Regions from separate parts of the Homo sapiens genome. Here region 2 is linked to region 1. A link is an interaction called in ENCODE POLR2A ChIA-PET data of the cell type or tissue named here. Cell type or tissue: Caco-2. All regions are shown on one strand. Each heading gives the region's core, and the rest is flanking DNA. Links, peaks and the distances in the headings are about the cores only.

Evidence for each region. ChIA-PET counts read pairs that join two places held together with the same protein. Peaks named below come from ENCODE experiments on the same cell type or tissue, not always from the same donor. Only the 100,000 strongest peaks of a DNase experiment are listed, where the experiment ranks them.
Region 2: POLR2A ChIA-PET joins it to region 1 with 9 read pairs; 2 of 35 experiments call an interaction of 5 or more read pairs at or near these places.

Annotation. Positions count from the first base shown.
Region 1 is chr4:138,800,866-138,811,157 of GRCh38, forward strand. No RefSeq gene overlaps it. Among named protein-coding and RNA genes, the nearest start is that of NOCT, 210 kb to the right of the region's middle. In Caco-2, for the core only: no CTCF peak of the experiment used is centred there; a DNase peak (open chromatin) is centred at 4,046; H3K4me3 peaks cover 568 bases.
Region 2 is chr4:138,902,840-138,913,131 of GRCh38, forward strand. All of the region lies in intron 2 of LOC105377448 (a long non-coding RNA gene), which reads right to left. Among named protein-coding and RNA genes, the nearest start is that of NOCT, 110 kb to the right of the region's middle. RefSeq lists an enhancer at 7,920-8,501. In Caco-2, for the core only: no CTCF peak of the experiment used is centred there; no DNase peak of the experiment used is centred there.

The DNA.
Region 1 (10,292 bases), core at 3,021-5,520:
GTGACTGCCATGTGGAAGCTTGTCTCACGTCAGTGCCGTCTTCCTCCTACAGGTTTGAATGGTGAAGAAATGATGGACGCTGTTTGTCTCAAACAAGGACTCTAATGATACAACAGAACAAGTCACAAGAAAGCTTGCCTGGAAAACCATACACTGGCCTCTTCGTGGTGAAGTCCTTCACAATCCTTACAAACATAGAAAATATTCAGCAATTCGTTTGTTTGTTTTCCAGTCCACTCTTACTTGAGAAAAATGCAAAACATCAAAGACACAGAAAAACCACCAGTCTATACAGCTTGCCCATACTAAATTGTTATTCATTTCAGAAGAGTGTACAGTTTCTTTCTGTAAGACTCTATTAAACCAGTTACTCTACAATAGCAAACATTTTAGGCAAACCTAACCATTGCTTCCCATAAAGATATTTATATCTTTAAGTGGTATCTGATTCATCCCTAAGAAATATGTTATCAAGATGTTTGTTTGTTTGTTTGTTTGTTCATTTGTTTTTGAGATGGAGTTTCACTCTTGTTGCCCAGGCTGGAGTGCAGTGGCATGATCTCGGTTCACTGCAACCTCTGCCTCCCGGTTCAAGCGATTCTCCTGCCTCAGCCTCCCGAGTAGCTGGGATTACTGGCACCCACCACCACTCCCAGCTAATTTTTTGTATTTTTAATAGAGACGGGGTTTCACCATGTTGGCCAGGCTGGTCTCAAACTCCTGACCTCAGGTGATCCACTTGCCTCGACCTCCCAAAGTGCTGGGATAACAGGCATGAGCCATTGCACCCGGCCGAAGATTTTTGTTTTGACTGTTTTTTTCTGAACTACAGGGAAACGAAGGCTTTTATGTTATTGTCCCCCTTTTCTCACTAACTGGACTTCCTGTGACACGTGAAGACGCTATGCATGTTTAATAAATACACTTTGAATTTAATGCTCAAGGAAGATAAGATTTTCCGTCTTAATTCAATCTATCTGTCTTGATCTAGGGTGTTAATTAGAGTACTGCTTCTGTGGGACATTAAGAGGAAGAATGTTATTAAAAGGGAGAAAAGATAATTCCATGGTCAAATAGATTTGAGGAAACTTGAGTTACTCAACTTTATCAAGTTTCTTTCCTACAGGATTTTTTTCAGTCCTTAATATACAAACGTGCATATTGACTCTCCTAAAACTATTGTCTGTAATATAGCTCAGTCTATTTTCTTCTACTCAGAATATTTTGTGCAATACTTATCTAGAGTAGTGTTACATAGAGCCACACTTTGGGAACTGTGTTAGTCTAGATTTACCACAAACCCCATCTTCTCACTCATTTATTCCATTAATAAACTCATATGATTATCAAGCTATATCCTAAGTATTTGGCAGAGCAAAACAGCCTGAGGGTGGGATAAATGCTTTAAAAAAAAGGTGTGATATTGTATCTGCCCCTAAAGCATGTATATATCTTGCCTCTATATTCAGCTCTTATACATTCTGCCTTTTAAACTTATTTTCAACATTTCCTCACTAAGGGAAAGAAGCATGGGTTAAAGAAGATACTGGTGCAAAAGGAAGAGCAATTATCTTAAATTTGGGACAAAGGCAATGGAGGTGATTAATACATGGATTTTACCCTTGCTTTTTGCTTAAGACCAAATTATTTTTCTAAAAATAGCAGCATGAAAACATCACCATTTCTTCTGGAAAACATTCCAAGCTTTTTTTATATACATATGAATGAAAGTGGTCAGAACTTCAGAATACTTAAAAACTACAGCATAATTTTCATAAGTGCCTCATGCAAGAGCAAGCATATAGGGATGATTCACTTCATCATCATAAGACAGCTAAGCACTGTATGTTTCTTGTTATGTAAGATGGACAGACACACATTAGCAGCATTTCTCATATTGGCTATTTGGTTTCTTCTACTAAAGCAAGCCCCTAGTGTTGTTCAAAATAGCTGAGGAGATGTAAAGTCTGGACTTCAGCACAAACAAACTTAAAAAGATATATGAACTAACCAGAGTTGTTGATCAGTGTTTGCTTGTTATTTTAGCCATAGAGCAAAGAAAAAAAATTAAAACAAATTTAAAGCTCACTAGAACTTTCATTATTCAAGCAATTTTAAACTAGTATCCAAAGTAGTACCTAAGTTGCAAACTTGTAATAACTAGAAATGGACTATAAAGCCTCTCTGATCTTTTTCATCTTTAAAAAGTAATCACGATTCAGGAGAAAAGAACCGTTCATCCAAGAACTAAAGTAATATCTGAGAGAGATGAAACAATCATTATAAATTAGAAGTAGCCCATCATTCATTTTTCTGCTATCTTCTCTCCAGGAGAAAGTTGACTCTCTGGAAAATCTGACTGGTGCTCTTTCCTCGTGTGCTCCAAGAACTTAAAAGCCAATTGTGATGTTTCCAAAATAAAGTACAGAGAAAGACACTTCTATTTCATTCCTCTTTCCCAGTGGCAGATTATTTGTATCCAAGCTTCATGGAATTTACCCGAGATGGGATAAATATAATTTTGTGTTTTTTAACAGAATAAGGTTTATCTCTCCACAGTTTCCATGTAAAATTCTTTTTTTCCTACAACCAACTGGGTACCTTCTACTTTTTCTGTGAAGGCATTTATTTCTGGCTGGTCAATCTGAATTGTTCCATTATCTTGCTACCCACTAGTGATGAATAAACTTCCTTATTTCTGAGTTCTTTGAGACCTGAAGGATTGATGGGCAAGAAGGAAGAACCGGGACTGCCAATGAAGGCAGGAATTCATCTTATTAGTCTCTGGTTTGAGTTAATCACTGGGGAGATAATATTTTAAACTCCAAAAGACTTCATGAAATTTTCCAGAATTTCTCCAGAGACACAGATCAATAGACCAGAATAATCAAGAAAAGGGAGCACGTTTGCCAAATGCCACTCACTTGGTAGGGTATTTCACTTGAGTGAGCAAAAGGGTTTTTATGGAATTATTCCAGCCCTATGAAAGAAGGAGCAAATCAACCCTCCAGGAAAGCTCCTCCAAATTGCAGCTAAAGATAAAAGAAAGGGTGACATTTTAATTCCAATCTTCAATCCTCAACAGAGGGATGCGGGTGGCACTTATTTGTTATGTTGTTCAGTTGATGAACAGCTTTCCCATAGCACTGAGCAATCACTGCCCTGTACTCTCAAAATAATGCATGGTGATATGGGGACCCAGGGCCCCATAATTTTGCCAATGGCTCGCCTCTTCTCTTTCAGCAAGAAGCAACCGAAAATGAAGCCTGCCTGATTGCTATGAGGGTTCCTCGGGCTTCAGCGATGTTTAAATATTAGCCCCCAGAGCTCAGAGCTTAACTCCCAGCAGCAAAACAGTTATCTACCCTGGTACCCTGAGCCAGGCATAAAAATTCGAAAATTTTAAAGCAAAGTCTAAGTTTAAAAAAGAAAATCACACATGGCGGGGTACAAGGAATGAATAAACCTCCAGCTCCCAAGAACATTTTCCAAAATGGCTCCTTTACCATTTCTAAATGTGAAGCACACAGATCTCCGGGTGTGGGACTCTCCTGCTTCTAGATGCCCCTCTCCCTCCACACTGTAAGCTTTCTCTGCACCTGCACCTCCTCTAAGACTTGGCTCCTTCCTGATCATTTCTGCCTTCAATGTGATATGCTCATCTTATTTTCTTATCCTCTCTCCTCTCCCTGTTCCATCTCTTTCTCTGTACCTCTTTATTCCTCTTCATCTCCCTCCAAGCCCCTTTTGTCTCTGGTTATGGCAGCCACTTAAGCATTGGTGGGTGCTCGAACTTGGCTTACCTGACAGGGGGTCCCTGAGGCTGTCCAAGAGAAACAAGACCCTAAGAAAGTATAAAAATCTGAGCTGCAACAAAGCATTTTTTTAACCTGAATTCAAAAGTATTTTCCTTAGCCCGTGCTGCATGTGCTGTATTGTTAACTTCTATCAAAGGGGTTCATATCTCAGGAATCACGGGAAACTTTCAAACATGATTGATGGCCGGTCAAAAGAACATCCACAGCGCGATAAGCTGCAGAGAGGGAATGTGCTGAGCCGGTTCAGGATTGCCTGGCTGTGCCTTTCAAATTCCTTTCATCGCAATCGGTGACTGTAAGCACTGCAGGGTGAGAACAAGCCAGGACTTTGTGGAATATTCTTAACTGCTGATATGTAATCCATACAGCTAGTGGTAGCAGCCCGAGGATAAAAGATTTAAAGAAATAGAGACACAAGGACTGATTTTTTTTAAAAAGGCAACTTGGAAGGAAAAAAAAGAGTGAGAACAGTAAGATTTATGTTAACCCATTGGGAGTGCTCTGGAAATCTCTTTGATGAAGGATTGAGATTGCTTTGAAGCAGACTTTATTGAAGCAAAAAGTAAGTGCAGTGTCCAGGGACTTGGGTCGACTGGGTCACTTATCAGTCTTCCTGACTTTGAGTTTCCTTTTTCTTCCAAATTCTGCATGCTACCAAGCTCCTAAATGCTGCTCTATAAAAATATTTTCCTGCTAAAGGAGGCTTTTATATAGCCTTAGTAATTAGTAGAAACTTGACTGGTGAGAAATATATTAAAAAGATAAGAACCCAGAAAAGAGGATACATACATATATACACCCACATATGACGTGTAAAAGGCTATTAAAATATCTGCACCCTGTTATGCATGCCCTTTCTTACTATGAGTTCAGATTTCAAATACAACACTACAGAGAGTTGGGACAAACTGGATGAGTACCATGGGAAGGCAAAAGTGGTTGTCATTTTCCAACGGTAGGAATATCAAACAGAGCTTAGGGAGCAAGAAGTAAAGATGGTCATGGCTGAAAGGGAGAGAACAACAAATAGAAGGTTTTGAGCCACCAGTGAATTTGCCTGAAACTGGGAATGTAAAACCATCCCATAAACAAGTGAGATGGCTAATTCTGGGATTATGAAAGAAAGCTCTAACAGAAAAAAAATTTTTTTTTTAAATCAAGGAGGAAAAGAAGCAAGTACCAATGAGTGACATAATGATGAGAAAGGACATATGGCTGATGATGTAGGGAAAGCCGAAACTCAGGATTGTCCTTCCTAGCACAAGCTGTCGTCTGTAGCTGCGCTTAGGCTGTTATTATAATTATGCTTTTCCATCCTTCCCGGCTGTGACCATAAAGTAATGAGGCTGATTTTTTTTAACAAACTGCAGTTTATATATTCAAACAGTGTTGATTTTCAGAGAGAGCAATGTTGCTGTTCTTAGATTTTGAAATCTATGATATCAGAAAACTATTTTCTTTGTGGCTAGTGTTTTGCCTCTGAAGGCAGTTTCCAAAAGGAAGTTTCCAAAGGGAATCATTTCCAAAAATGGTTTGAACAATCATACAGCAGTGTTAGTGGTTTCACTGAAGTTAGTGTTTAACCTTCCCAGCTAACTTTTTGGAAGGAAAAGGCTAATTTGGGGATACAAGTTCAAGAACAAGAGTTCAGCAATCAGTCATTGCTCACAAAATGAAGTCACAGGATTATTGGAGCAGGAGGAATTGGAACTCCTCTGCAGCCCTTTTAGACAGATACTGAGAAATATAGCAACCTGGTACACTGACCACTGAAGAAACCACACTGGAAAACATGAAAGCAAGTGCAATGGAGACTCCGCCTACCAGATCATTGTAGCTCCCAAAAAATAATGAAATCACTCTGCTCTCACCTGCCCCAATAAAGAAAAACAAATACAGTGTATTCTCAGATGTTTGGCACACTGATATGTTCCACAGACAGCCACCAACTTTACACTAATAGCCAAGGTGGTTCCTAGGGAGATCAATAATACCACTACTTGGCAAATGCTGAAACCCACTGCTCCCCTTAGATTCTCCACAAGAGAGCAAGAACATTTTGAGAACACACAGAAACTTCAATAACTTGGATGAATAACTATCTTTACACTGGCAACTCATCCTTTCTTTCTGTAAGGAAATGGTCCAGGGATATAACAATAAATGGGTACCTCTCCTCTACAAGGAGGCACCAAGCAGTACAACCCCACTCAACTTCAAAGAGTATCAGAATGACAAACACCATGTTGTTTTGTAATATCTGGGCCAGTTTCCTGTGTTTTATTACAAGTGTCCACCATTTGTTGGAGTTCCTTAGAGATGGTCAACTCCAATGCCATAGAAATAATGGCATTTTTATTTGGCTTATGGGAAAATAGATACAGTAAGCATATAAACCTCAGAAAAGGTTTTCTTTTCTCTTATTTGCCAGCTTCTATAAAATCTGTATTGGTTGCCTGATGCTTTTTCCAAAATCTGAGGGAACTGACTGAGCATAAAATGTTGAATTTTGGCATGCAGGGAAACCCAGAATCCAATACAGGTTGACATATTGGTAAATGTGATGAGCTACAAGGTGGCGTCACTTCTAAGGCACTGAGAGATGACCAGGTTCCAAGTAGGGGAAGTCCTTTAGGTCATTGCAGGGGACAGAGTCAGAAAATTATCTCAGGTGTCTTCAGACTTGAGGACAAGATATCAAAGCCCAAGGAAAGCACTAAAAGGGCTTGAGCAATGGTGTCTTCTCCATAACTGGCCAATTTCTCTGATAAACCAAGATGACACTTTCAGTTTAGCCTACAGTGGTATGCTAATTCATTGAAATAGGAGAAAGAATGGGAAGAAATAACATTTATTGAGTCTTCACCACATGGCCAGAGACCTTATGTCACAACAACCCAGTGTGGGAAGAATCATTATGTCAATTTCTACACATTAATCAATTGAAGACTCAGAAGTTAAGTGACTTATCGAGCTTATGCAAGATTCACCCTGATCTCTCTGGTAACTAATGCTAGGTGTTTTTAACATGCCTAAGCTGAGCTGCAGTGACATCTCCCAGGGTGTCTTACCATTGTTTCCTCCTTTCATGCAATCTATTCTATGAAAGTCCAATTTCACAAAAGATCTTCATTAGAAAGAAACTCTACTTCACACATAATTCGTTATTGGGTTCCCTTAATAAAGGTATCATCTGGAATATCTTAACAAATGAACAGAATTCACCTCTTGCATGAAGTGTGGTGTATTTGTATAGGCATGGAGTCCTTTTTTGATGATGCATCAAAAGTTTTTATCCCCTATCTCCTTACATTGTCCCATACCAAGACTACTAACCAACAACCCCACAATAGTAACCAAGCACTTACCATATATCTACCAAGGGCTAGTCCTTAGAAGAGCCACGGGGCATGGCATTTAAACAGGTAAAAACAACATAAAAATATAAACCTGGTAATGATAGGGCAGGTACATCTCCTCCACTCCAAGCTCCCCTCTGCACTATCGTTCTGACTCACCCTCCCTAGCCTCCCACTAGAAAGCTGTATAGCAACCATTTTTCAGTGTCAAGAATTCATTAAATAAAACATAAATACTATACTCTATGGGACCAGGATTGGGCTCCAAACAAAATTTAATGTGCAAACAGCGCTTAAAGGCCCTTGGTCTCCGTTCTGCTATTCCTATCACCAGCCTGGTTCAGAAGCCTCATAACTCGTCCTCTCCACAAGTGACTTGGCTACAAAGCAAGTTGTTTAGAAAAGCAGATAACAACCTCCCTTGAAAGAAACTAGTGAGGCATTTTAGAAAATAGGGTCTGTAGCAAATGTGGTCATAGGAATCACACAGCAACCTCTCAGGACTCGTTTCCTTCGGCATTGCCCTAATGAGGCTGCTTACAGTCTAAATGATGGAGAACAGTTCTCCCACACCCTCTCAGGTCTGTGATGCCCCAGTATTTTCTCTGCTTCTGATGCAGGGAAAACTGAAAGGATGACAGTGCCAAAGAACTTTCTCCTGGTTAATAGAGAGAATTTGAGATCACCTGGAGAGGCTCAGTCTATTGCAAAGACTCTTTGGGCAGTAATGAGACTTGAGAGATTTATCCGCCTTCAGGCAAGGTCTCTCCTAAACTACCCCAGATGCAACTCTAGCCTATTTTAAAAGACCTCTAAAGAAAGAAGGTTCTTAACTCTTCCCTTCTGCACAGGAATAAAGAGAGTGTTGGGAAGGCAGTTCACTTACATCTCAAATCAGCATACATGTGAGTCAACATAATTGGCCAAACAAAATTGCATTCCATGATAACAGGTAAACTATTTTAGATCATTCATAATGAAAGTGCTTTCCTATCCATTGCCTATTTATGAGATCTGAAGTGAGGAAATCCAACCAAATCTTTTCCTTGATCAAAGTTCTTCTATGGCTCCCCATAATCTAAGTAATCTCATGTAAACAAGATTGAAAAGAGAAACTCTCTTTTAATTTATTGTTCCCAGAGAGGCTCTAGCTCATTTCCTCATCTCCTTCAGGACTATATGGAAATGTCACTTTCTCACTGAGGCCTTCCATTAAAAACTACCCCATTTAAAAACTGCAACATCCCTCACCATACACTACACACACACACACACACACACACACACACACACACATACACACAGTCACTCTTTCATTTTTTATTTTTCTCCATAGCGCTTATCACCATCAAATGTACTATATAATTTCTTATTGTCTATTTTCCCTATCAGGATGCAAGCTCCATGAAGGAAAATATTTTGATCTGTTTTGCTCACTCCATTATTAAAATAGAGCTTGGTACATTGCAGGTACTCACTACATCACTTTTGAGAGTACTGAATGAACACATAGCTTCCTGCAAGATGCAGGGTCTTATATTAACTAACTGATGATGACCTTTCTCAAACAGGACATTGACTGATGAATATACAATAGCTATTCCTATTTAGGACATTAATTCTGGTTTTAAGATCTGAAATGGGGAATTTTCAGCTGTGATCTTAGGAGTCAGCACCCCTCTGAGATGTCCCCTTCCCCCAGCCCCAGAGGGGTACTAAAATGTGGAGCCTTGGGCTTCCTGAATTCTGCCTCAACCAAGCCAGTTCTTCTAATATCTGTCTTATACACTGGGGCTTTCTGTAAGATGTTACTGGGGAGGAAACTGTCCCATTACTAAAAATACAGTTAGAAAACCTCTAGGCTAAACTATGAGAGAGAGAAGCATGAAAGAACATTGGATAGAGTGTCAAAGAAATACAGACTTAATTCATTCGACAAAGATTTATAGGGCACCCATTGGGTACCTAGATTTGTGCCAGATGCTGGAAATACATAATGAAGTAGGACACAGTCAGGCTCACAGTCAGCCAAGCTCACATAACAAGTAATTATAATGTCCTCGGAAATTTTGTAAAATCAAAGGGGCTTTGGAGAAGGATGTCAGGAACGTGTCCTGCCAGAGGCATCTGCTGAATCTTAAGGATAGTTATTAGTCAGATGGAGCATGAGGAGACTGACCTTCACATTGTGATTTTAAATAAGATTTTAATCTCTTAGGACTCAATTCCTCCAACTTTAAAATAGGAGGCTTGAAAATTAGCTGATATGTAAAGTTCATCCCAAATGTAAAACTATTTATCAGGCCAGGTGCGGTGGCTCAAACCTCTAATCCCAGCACTTTGGGAGGCCAAGGGCGGGGGGAGGCGGGGAGGGGTGGTGGATCACAAGGTCAGGAGTTCGAGACCAGCCTGACCAACATGGTGAAACCCCCATCTCTACTAAAAATACAAAAATTGGCCAGGCGCGGTGGCGGGCACCTGTAATCCCAGCTACTCAGGAGGCTGAGGCAGGAGAATCGCTTGAACCCAGGAGGCGGAGGTTGCAGTGAGCCAAGATCATGCCACTGTACTCCAGTCTGGGTGACAGAGCAAGACTTCGTCTCAGAAAATAAATAAATAAATAAAAATACTATCTATCCAGCTTTGCCTACTTACCCTACAACCAGTAACAAAAGTTGTTAGTTTCGAGTAATACTGCTGAATATAGAGTTTGGGCCAATTCATCGGAACATGAATAATGTGTTTGGCATTGCATGTTGATGAGTAAGTCCCAAGAAAAAATGTTTAAATTAATTGGTGTTTTCTTTCTATATGAGAGGTTTTTGTTGCATTGTTCAGATTCAATTTCAATAATTCCATTATAACTATGCTCAATACCAGATATGAAGTAACCTAAAAACAAGTTATGAAATTACAAACTTTATTGTTCACCATTTAACATCGTTTGTTTTTTGTTTTTGTTTGTTTGTTTGTTTCAGGCAGAGTCTCGCTCTATCGCCCAGGCTGGAGTGCAGTGGCGCAATCTTTGCTCACTGCAAGCTCCGCCTCCCGGGTTCACACCGTTCTCCTGCCTCAGCCTCCTGAGTAGCTGGGATTACAGGCACCCGCCACCGCG
Region 2 (10,292 bases), core at 4,823-7,322, 100 kb after region 1:
TTAAAAGAGCCCTAATCCCATTCATGAGGACTCCACCCTCATGACCTAATCACTTCCCAAAGGCACCACATCCTAATACCATCACACCAGACATAAGGTTTCAACATATGAACATGGGAGGGGACACAAACATTCAGACCCTGGCAGTCACCCTATCTGTAGCACCCAGCACTGGAAGTTTGTGGGTAGCAGAGGAGAAATAAGGCTTGAAATGTAAGGAATCAGAAGGTAGTCTGTGAAAAATTATTTTCATCTTCAGACATCTAAAATTGTAACTGGAGGATTACAATTGTAACTGGAAAATTATTTTAATCTTCAGACATGTAAAATTGTAACTAGAGGATTCCCGTTGAAGCCTAGTCAAAACAAAAGTTTTCTGGCAGAAATATACTCAATAATGCATGACATGTAATTATAAATGCACTCGACATTTTTTTCTTTTTTGATAAGAATTGCACAAAACAGAATTTATCATAACTCCTTTATCATAGGCCAAACTTCTATAGTGGTACTAAATGAGTTTGTCTGTGTGTGACATCACATGATTTATGCACTCCAAGCTCTAATAAGGAAAAAAAAACTTTGATCAGTCATGCCAGAGGAAGAACTAAATTATCTTTCTATTCTCACTGTAAAAATTGATATTACAAATTCATTGTCATGTAAAGAGGCAATCAAAGCATAGACTGCCCCTAAGAAGAGTAGAAAAAATATATAAACGTATCCCAGAAAATACATTAATAAAAATATAACATTGCTTTCTGAATTTTACAACTTCTTTGATATTTCTCAGCTTTCTGAGCTTGTGACGTCTGTGATATTTCTCAGCTTTTTGAGTTGCCACCTGCTAAGGTAGGAAAAACAAAAGAAGCTGGGGAGTCGGACAGATTTGGTTTGAATCCTGGTCCTCCCATTTACTAATTATGTGACTTTGGAGAAGCCCCTCTACCTCTTGGTATCTTGGCTCCCTCATCTGTAAAATGGAGAGAATAAGCATAGCCTGCATCATAGGGACATTATGAAGGTTAAATAAGTGAGCACATTAATTGCTTAGAACATGGCCTGGTACAGAGTAGGGGCTCAATTAATGTTAATGATTAAGTGGGCAAGTGACCTGTCTTAACCTCTCTGAGCCTCCATTTCTACCCTTACAAAATGAGGAAAATGATACCCATCTTACAGAAATGCAAAGATTAGAGGTCGAGCCACTGGGATTTAGTGAGTATCAATAAACGAGAATGGCCAGGCACAGTGGCTCACACCTGTAATTCCAGCATTTTGGGAGGCCAAAGTGGGTGGATCGCTTGAAATCAGGAGTTTGAGACCAGTGTGGCCAACATGGTGAAACCCAGTCTTTACTAAAAATACAAAAATTAGCTGGGCATGGTGGTGTGCGTCTGTAATCCCAGCCTCCCTACTCAGGAGGCTGAGGTACAAGAATCGCTTGAACCTGGGAGGCAGAGGTTTCAGTAAGCCCAGATCACGCCACTACACTCCAGCCTGGGTGACAGAGCAGGATCTATCTCAAAAAAATTTTTTTTTTAAGTTTAAAAAAAAAAAACAAAACGAGAATGACTGATATTCAAATAACAGGCTCCAGTGAGCCAATGAGTCTCTCCTCTCAGCTTCCTCAGTGAAGGATCCTGCCCCACCTGGATGGTGTTCCTGAAATGTGTGACACCAGCCTCCTGCTCCCAGCCTCCCTTCCTGTGACCCATCACCCCCTCGCACTCCTGGTGGCTCCCTAAAAGTCTTTGGATATCATAGTTACTTTATTCACCTGGTGTTGAATAAAAGCACCTAACTAGCCTTAGGGCAACAGGATTTCTGCCTTTTTACATTTTATTTCTCTCATGGTTTTACTTTTTTCTCTCAATCTCTTTCAAGTTTGCAGTGTTTGGTTTATTACACTAGGTATGAGAAAAAAAAAAAAGATGAGTTGTTAATTGGAAAGCTTGGGATCTCCCCATGCCTAGAAATTAAACCGTACACTTGGGTCCCAAAAAGAAATGGTTATTGATTCCACTGTAACTGTCAGGGATGTTCTCTGACTTCCAACACGCCCTCCGTTCCCTTCCCCAGCAGCCAGAAAGCAGCATGTAAGTAATGCAGCCTGACTTACCTAATGGAATGGCTTGACGCCTTCATTTAGAAAGCAAAAGCACTAAACTAACACCCTGAAATGAGGTCATCTCAATGTTGTACTTGGAGGAAACTATGAAAAACTTGATTCTTTCACTGAGCTTCAACTTCTGGTGTCAGTTTAATCCATTCATTGATTTTTATTCATTTACAAACCATTAAGGCCCTGTGTGTTACTCTGATAGGCACTCCTCAGAAACAAGGCCAGAGAAGCTGAATTTTACTACCAAGTTTCTGAATTTAGAAGTTTGGTTGCTGAAAAGACACAGGATCCAAAATTAAAGAAAGTGTGGGGAGAGAGGGGAGGGAATGGCAGGGGTAGGACATCAGCTCTGTGTCCTGTCATCATCTCTCTATCTGCCTGAAAAGAATACTGCCAGCTCTGAACCACTCTAGGACTCTTGCCCAAGCAAAGGTTTTTTTGTTTTCAAATGAAACAGACCCTGATAGAACAAAACTTTCATGGGAGTAAAAATCACATTATTCCAGGTAATTCCAAGGCATCATCATATTGAACTATTTAATCTATACATCCAAATGAGAAAAGTTCATTGTTTCACCACTCTGCTCAGTCTGGCATATTTAAGGGTCAGTCCTGCTACCAAACCACAAAAACAGGCCCTGTGATATCCTCTAGTTCACAGGTCCCCAACCCTCGGGATGCAGACTGGCACTGGTCTGTGGCCAGTTAGGAACTGGGCCGCACAGCAGGAGGTGAGCAGCAGGCCAGCAAGCATTCCTGCCTGAGCTCCACCTCCTGTCATATCAGGGATGGCATTAGATTCTCACAGGACTGCAAATCCTGTTGGGAACTGTGCACTCAAGGGATCTAGGCTGTGGCTCCTCATGAGAATCTAATGCCTGATGATCTGAGGTGGAACAGTTTCATCCTGAAACCATTCTCTCCATGATCTGTAGAAAAATTTTCTTCCATGAAACGTGTCCCTGGTGCCAAGAAAGTTAGGAACCGCTGTTAGTTGTTCCTGGACTCTGAGCTGAGCCCCTGGCCTCACCTCTGAGTTTGCCTCTCAACTTATGCTATTTCTTCCTGATTGTTGACCTTGCTCTCAACTCACACCTGAGTCCTGGTGTTCAACACCCCCATCAGCACTAACATATTCAAGGAAAAGCACCCAAAAGCCTGGTGCAAAAATAATACTAGAGTTGAATATCATTTTTGTAAAAAATATAATTATAAATATGTGTGTGTGCATATATATATACACACAAGTATATTTATTATTTATATCTGTGTACGTATATATATATCACTCATATCTATGTGTGTGTGTGTGTGTGTGTATATATATATATATTTCCCTCTCAGGAAAATCCTCAGAAAATGGGCTTCTATGACTTATCTGGATCTGCACACCACATTCCAGGGTTTGAAGCAGGCTTGGGATTATCCTTGGGGTTGTGGGGTTGTATATATACAACCCTGAAACTGGGTTGTGTATGTGTGTGTGTGTGTGTGTATGTATGCATATATATACAGGATATGTATACTGTATAGTATATACTGTATGTATATAGTATATGTATATATATATACATACATATATATACATATAGTATATGAGTATATATATATATATATATATACACACACACACAGCTAGTATATATATACATAGCCAGTATATATATATATATATATATAATTATTCCAGGTAATTCCAACTATATATATATATATATACAGCCAGCCAGATATGCAGGCATAAGAGCCTAAATATTAACTGAATCATGTAGTTTAGGTAATTTGTGTGTATTTATTATTTATTTCTGTGTTTTTTTCAGAGTCTATTTCAGGCTGTCATCTCCAGGACACTGCCTAGGCTATCAAAGTGATGCAAACTCCTGAACAGACATGGACTCTATATGTTCCTGCCCAGGGTCTCCTAGAACTCTAGGACATCGAGGCTCTAAGACACTTCACAAAGCAGGTCTTTTGATTCCAACTGCAACCCCAAGAATGATCCCAAGCCTGCCTAAAACCCTGGCATATAGTCTGCAGATCCAAATAAGTCATAAACAGAAACCCATTTACTAAGGATTTTCCTGAGAGGGAAAACTGGTGTCCTTCCTAAATGAATATAGTGGAGTTGACCCATTGCCCATTGCTAGTGAGGGAAGTGTAGGACTGGCTTTAGAATCAAACAGACTCAGGTTAGACTGGGCTCTGCCACTCACCAGCTGTGTGACATTGGGTAAATTAATCTCTCTTGGCCTCCATTTCCTAACCCATAAAATAGGGAGAAGTCCATCTACTTCATCAGGTTGTCATGAAGATGAATAAGATGAGGTTGCAAAGTGTTCAGCGTGGTGCCTGGCTATGCAGCCGCTCGATCAATAGTACTGATCAATACTGAAGGCTACTGATATGATCTGGTCTTTGAGCTGTTTTACAGTGAAGCACAGCCTGAGCACTGATCATCCCCTTGCGAAGGTCAGCTTTCTTTGGTAGGGATTAAAGGGGAGGTGTTGACTACCTTCCTCCTGAGCTCTCTACTGGGAAATGCTCCCTGCTCTGGGCCAGGTCACCATTCACTCTATGGCCAGTCACTGCCGGGTGCTCCTGGTCACAGACTCTTCAAATAGGATGCCACTGCTTCTCCAGGGAAAAAGGCAGAAAGGGAAGTAGGCAGGGAGCATGTCCCTTTGCTGTGCTGCCTCTTCATTCTCTGCTTCACTTGGCATAAGGCTACAGGGGGATGTGTGTCACATTTCCCTAAAAGTCTGGGGTAGTTAAAGGGAGTTACTACACTGGAACAGACTCACAGCCATGTACTGAAGATGTTTCCCATAGCCTGAGAGAAAAGGACCCAGATAGGCAACTCACCTCAACGAGGGGCATATCCCACTTCCTAACTCTGTTCTCCTGTCCTGAGGTCTGCCCTTCTCTCAAAAACACGCCTTTTGGCTGGGTGTGGTGGCTTACGCCTGTAATCTCAGCACTTTGGGAGGCCGAGGCAGGAGGATCACTTGAGGTCAGGAGTTCGAGACCAGCCTTGCCAACATGGCCAAAACCCATCTCTACTAAAAAATACAAAATTAGCCGGGCATGGTGGCACACACCTGTAATCCCAGCTACTCAGGAGGCTGAAGCACAAAAATTGCTTGAACCACGGAGGCGGAAGTTGCAGTGAGCCCAGATTGCTCCACTGCACTCCAGCCTGGGCAACAGCGTGAGAATATGTCTTTAAAAAAAAAAACCACGCCTTTCCTTCTGTTCCAGCTGCTATCACAAAGAAAAAAGGAAAGAAAGAAAGAAAGAAAGAAGGAAGGAAGGAAGGAAAGAAAGAGGAAGGAAGGAAGGAAAGAAAAGAAAGAAAGAAAAAGAAAAGAAAGAAAAGAAAGGAAAGGAAGGAAAGCAAAGAAAGGAAAGAAGGGAAGGAAGGAAGGAAGGAAAACGCACCTTTCCTTTAACTTCTGCGGCACAGACAATGATATCAAGTCTTGTTTCATTTTCCTCTTCCCAAGCACATGAGAAGACTCCATCCTCGGCCTTCCATGCAGGCATTGTGAGGGCCATGCAATGGGGTTCTGGGCAATGGGATATGACTGGAAGTGATGTTTGCCACTTCCAGGCCTGGTCATAAATCCCCTGCAGGACAGCGTCCACTCCCTCTCTTTTCTGACCACAGTTCCTTGAAGGTGACATGTTCTAGGAGGCACTGCTACAAGATGGAGAGGTGCTGCCCACTCTACATCAGAGTTTGTATTGTGAGCAAGGAGGAAACCCTCACAGTGCTTCACCCCTGAGGTCCCAGGGCTATCTGTGACCACACCATAGCCTTAATTACCCAGACAAATATCACCTCAGACTAAGGGTCTTCATTAACCCTTCAAGAAACCCTGCCCTCAGGTGTTAGGCTTACTCCAAAATCTATATTCTTCCTTCTAGCTATACATTTTACTAAATCTGAATTATTCATCTTAAATAATGCCCCAAAGAGAACAGTGAGACTTTGGCATAATAATGAGTGGTGACTTCGGCACTTTAAGCTCTAGCAAGATAGAGAAAAACATTGGCATTCTATATCCAAACTCTCTATTTTTTTCTCACTTTTATGGATATGTTCACACATAAAGCTCCCACACATAATGCTACCCACAGGTAAATCACACACACACACACACACACACACACACACACACACACACACACCCAAAGAGCTAATAGTCTCAGACCAGGAGTCACAAACATGAACATCTGAAGCGGCCATACAGAAAATGCCAGTATTGAAACAGACTGTGCACAAAGCTATGGAAAACTTGCTGAGCCATGCCTTGTCTGAAGGAAGCAGCTCTTTCCCCGTGTCCCCAGCTGTTACCATGCAAGCTGCAGGTCAGTGTGGCCAGATCTTGCAATCCTTTTAAAAAAATTAATATCTAAGTATCTATAGAAACTCTCCAAAGTTTTACAATGTGGCAACTACGTACTTCAAATAAAAATTTTTTTAAAGCTTTACATGCCAAACACAACTGAGCTGCCTGGTAGGCGTGCCCATGTTATGTGGGCCTACCATTTTGCATCATCTTCCCCAACCGTGTATAATTTATTTAACTCCTGCCCTGTAGATTGCAAGACTGCCTCTCTCACAGGAAAGTGAATACGTAATTATGCAGGGTGGTCCTTTTTCTTCATCACCAATCCTCCCCTATCTGCAAATTCAAATTGCGCCCCCTTGGCCACCGGAAATAAGAATCCAACCCATTGATAAGTCATATACATCTTACGTTTTGACTGTGGCTCCCTTAGCTACACCCAGGCAACCTCCAGCTTCTGATTACCATATGCAAGGACTCCATTAAATTCTTAACCAGCACTGCCCTTGCTGCTGCCTCTCTGAGGCAAGGGAGCACCATTAATGATGATGGCCTCACACCTCTCTCTCTCATCCATACACTCCTGTGAGCAACAGCCTACAAGTGTGAAATAATAGTCAGAAATTAGAACTGTATTTTTGTGCCTGCACAATTTTTCTGAGAACAAGGCTAGCTAGCTTTTAGAAGGATCAAACAGAATTTGAAAATCACCCTACTTTATGTGCCAAGAGCTTTAAGAATATCAAACATTTCTTACCATTTGCAAGCAAATGGGTCAAAAGATTTTTTGGCGATTATCTCCTCCAGAAAAGAGCAGTTTGAAACCAGAGAAAATGGGTGTTACTAAGAAAAAAAAAAACTACTTTAAGAGAACAAGAAAGTCAGTGCCTGAGATATCTCAGAAACTGAGATGGAATAACTTTCTTCTACCACACATGTGAGCTCCAAAGCACAAGAGAGGCTGCATTTCAAGCAGAAAGCTCTTTTCAAAGCACAAATGTTGGAAAAATAGACCAAGACATCAGCGCATTCTAAACACAGCTGTGTTTGTCCACACCTACTCCTGCCAGGTTGTGTTTGATTTAACCTGGCAACCCAGGGTTGAAAGGCTGCCGCATCCAATTATTCAGTCTCCGAGGCTCCTCTTCTCCCAGCATTATTATTGTTGATGTTTGATAGAGTAAATTGACCTATTATTAAATGTTGCAGCCAACAGAGAGGTTTTAATAACCTTTTGGAGTTTTGTATTAAATGTGTTTTTAGAGGGCTGTAATTTGTATTCATCCCAAAAAAAAAAAAAATAGCCACTATTCTGGGTGCCGTGGGCTGCACCTGCCGGGGTGAGTCTTACCACCACTCTGCTGCAGTCTGGGTTTAATGCATGAGTCACAGCTGTCTCTGGGATAATGTATTTATTAGCACTGGGGGGAAAAAAGAAAGGAAAACAGGTTGTAAGATTTGCCAATCAGTTGGGCTCTGCAAGTTGGAGAGTTCAGCAGGCTTTTTTGAGTGTTCTGGGTCACCTAGGAGTGAAGAACCTACAGAAGCTGTCAGGAAAGTATAAAGCCCCAGGTTGTCATCAGGATAATGAGCCGGCGCCCTAGCTGGACTGGTTATCTCAGGCCTGCATCACAGGCAGAGGAAGTTTACAAAAGAGAGCTTAAGGTGCAGTGTCAGCGTGTCCCTAGTTAGGGCCTAAGGGTACAACCGACTGAGCATCAGCATCCGATAGATAACAACAAAAGCCATTATCTCTCTCCCGGCTGGGCTGCCAAGTGGCGGGGCCAGGATTGCCTGGTGTTTGCAGTTTCCATAGCAGCACTGTTTTGTTCTAGCTGGCAAAGTACACGGAGAGGACGGATAAACATTGCAGGAAATGACACGAACAACCCAAGTACTGAGCCTGGGATCTCATGGCAGGCTCTGCCCTTTGTGAGTCAGCGGCGGAGGTGAGGACGGACACATTTCAGGAGGTGGCTGGAAACTAACAGCGCCTTCAAGCACAGCACCTGGCTAAACTCAGCCATCCCTCCAAGGCTAGAGCTCTGGGTCTCTACTCCATTTCCCAGAGCATTGGAAACACATGCAGTGCATTCAGAACGCCGATAAAATGTGGAGAGAGCCCCTGCACAGGCCAAGTGAGGGGTGGGAGTGAGGTGCTGTTATTCTCAGCTGCCCAGAACTCACTGAAGCCCTGGCTCCTCTTCCACCTCAGTGCTGCACGGATACAGAAGGGTCTCTGACATGCTGGTCACTGATTTGGAACGTTATGCCCCATGCCTGTGTGTTTATACCTGCAGGGAGCCAACACCTCCACCCCTTGCACTGGAGACCGCTAGAGAGGGTTTGAAATGGGGGGTGATACATTGTTCAGATCCATTATTTGCTGGGCATACAGCTACTACTCCCTACTAAGACAAAAGAAGACCTGGTCCCAGCCTTATGTATTAATCACGTAGTATGTAATAGGTCTAATTCACTTTAATTTCAGTTTTCATCTATTGGATAGAAACTGAATTAGTTGTCTCAGAATAGGAAGCCGAGTTCTCAGCCAATAAGGAAGCCTAGCAATTTCTTGATATTACAATATCAAAGCACCTCAATGGTGTTTTCAGTGTTAAAGAAATAAATCCTCTAAAGATTCTTCATTATTTTTATGCCATCCTCTATCATCATCGTCTCAAGCTGATACATGGGAAAAATGGGAGGTAACATTAAGTTTTATGTTTGCCAAAACGTCACGAACTCATCCACTAGTCTAGATATTTCTTGTTCCCAACCCTGTGTAAACACAGAGGGTTTAATGCAAATACACTGGCCACCTCCACCCTCCCTGTTCTGGGATGTGGCTGCTATAATATTACTTCTCTTTTATGGATTAAGCTAAATGCACCCTGTGTAACCAAAGTCTTCACTGGCTGAATATCAGTGCCTTTGGACTTTCAGGTTAACGGGACTAAATGTCTTTCTTTTAGATAAGCCAAAAAATATTATGGTCTCAGCTAGACCTAAATGACAAAATTGAAAAGGGTAGGAGAATAAATCTACAATGGAAGGAGTTAAGGAAACTCACATCTTTAAACCTGCACAGTAAACAAAGGGCAAGTGTACTAAGAACCGGTCTTAGCTATGATTTTAAAACCAGATTTCACTGGTCTTTGTTTCTCTAGAATCATAGCCAGTTGCCGGGAACATTGTAAGTACTCATAATTATTTGTTGAATTAACGATCCTCTCAGGGCTCCAGCAGCAGAATGGAAAGAAGCATCTGTAGTGTGGTGGAAAGCACCGGAGACTCAGGCTGCTCAGCCTCTGGCCCACTCCTCCTGAGTCCTGGCAGGGAGCCCAGCCTCCAGGGGCCCTTGGTTTCATGGTCGCTGTCCTGCTGCTACCTGACCGTGCTGGAAACCAAGGTAGGTCAAGCCTTGAGGTGGAAACCAGGCAACAGTTTCTGCCCTTGTTTTCCAGGACTAGGTAAGAACTTACTCTTCCTAGTTATGGGTTAAAAGCAAGAACTCTAAAAACTTATCTCCCTGCAATCTCTCAGGAAATAAATATGTCACCATCCACATCATCTCATGTTCATGGCAGCCCTCTGTTTGACTTTACACAAAGCACTCCCAAGACTGAGCTGGTGGGAGAAAAAAAAAAAAAAAACACATCAAAACAAAGCAGAAAGCCCCTGACATCTAGGTCCTTGTACTTTGATATTAACCATCATTTAAAGAGTACTTAGTAACTGCCATGCACTGTGCTAAGCATGTTACTAACATCTGATTTTTTCTTCACTCCTGTAAATGGACAGAGTTCAGAGAG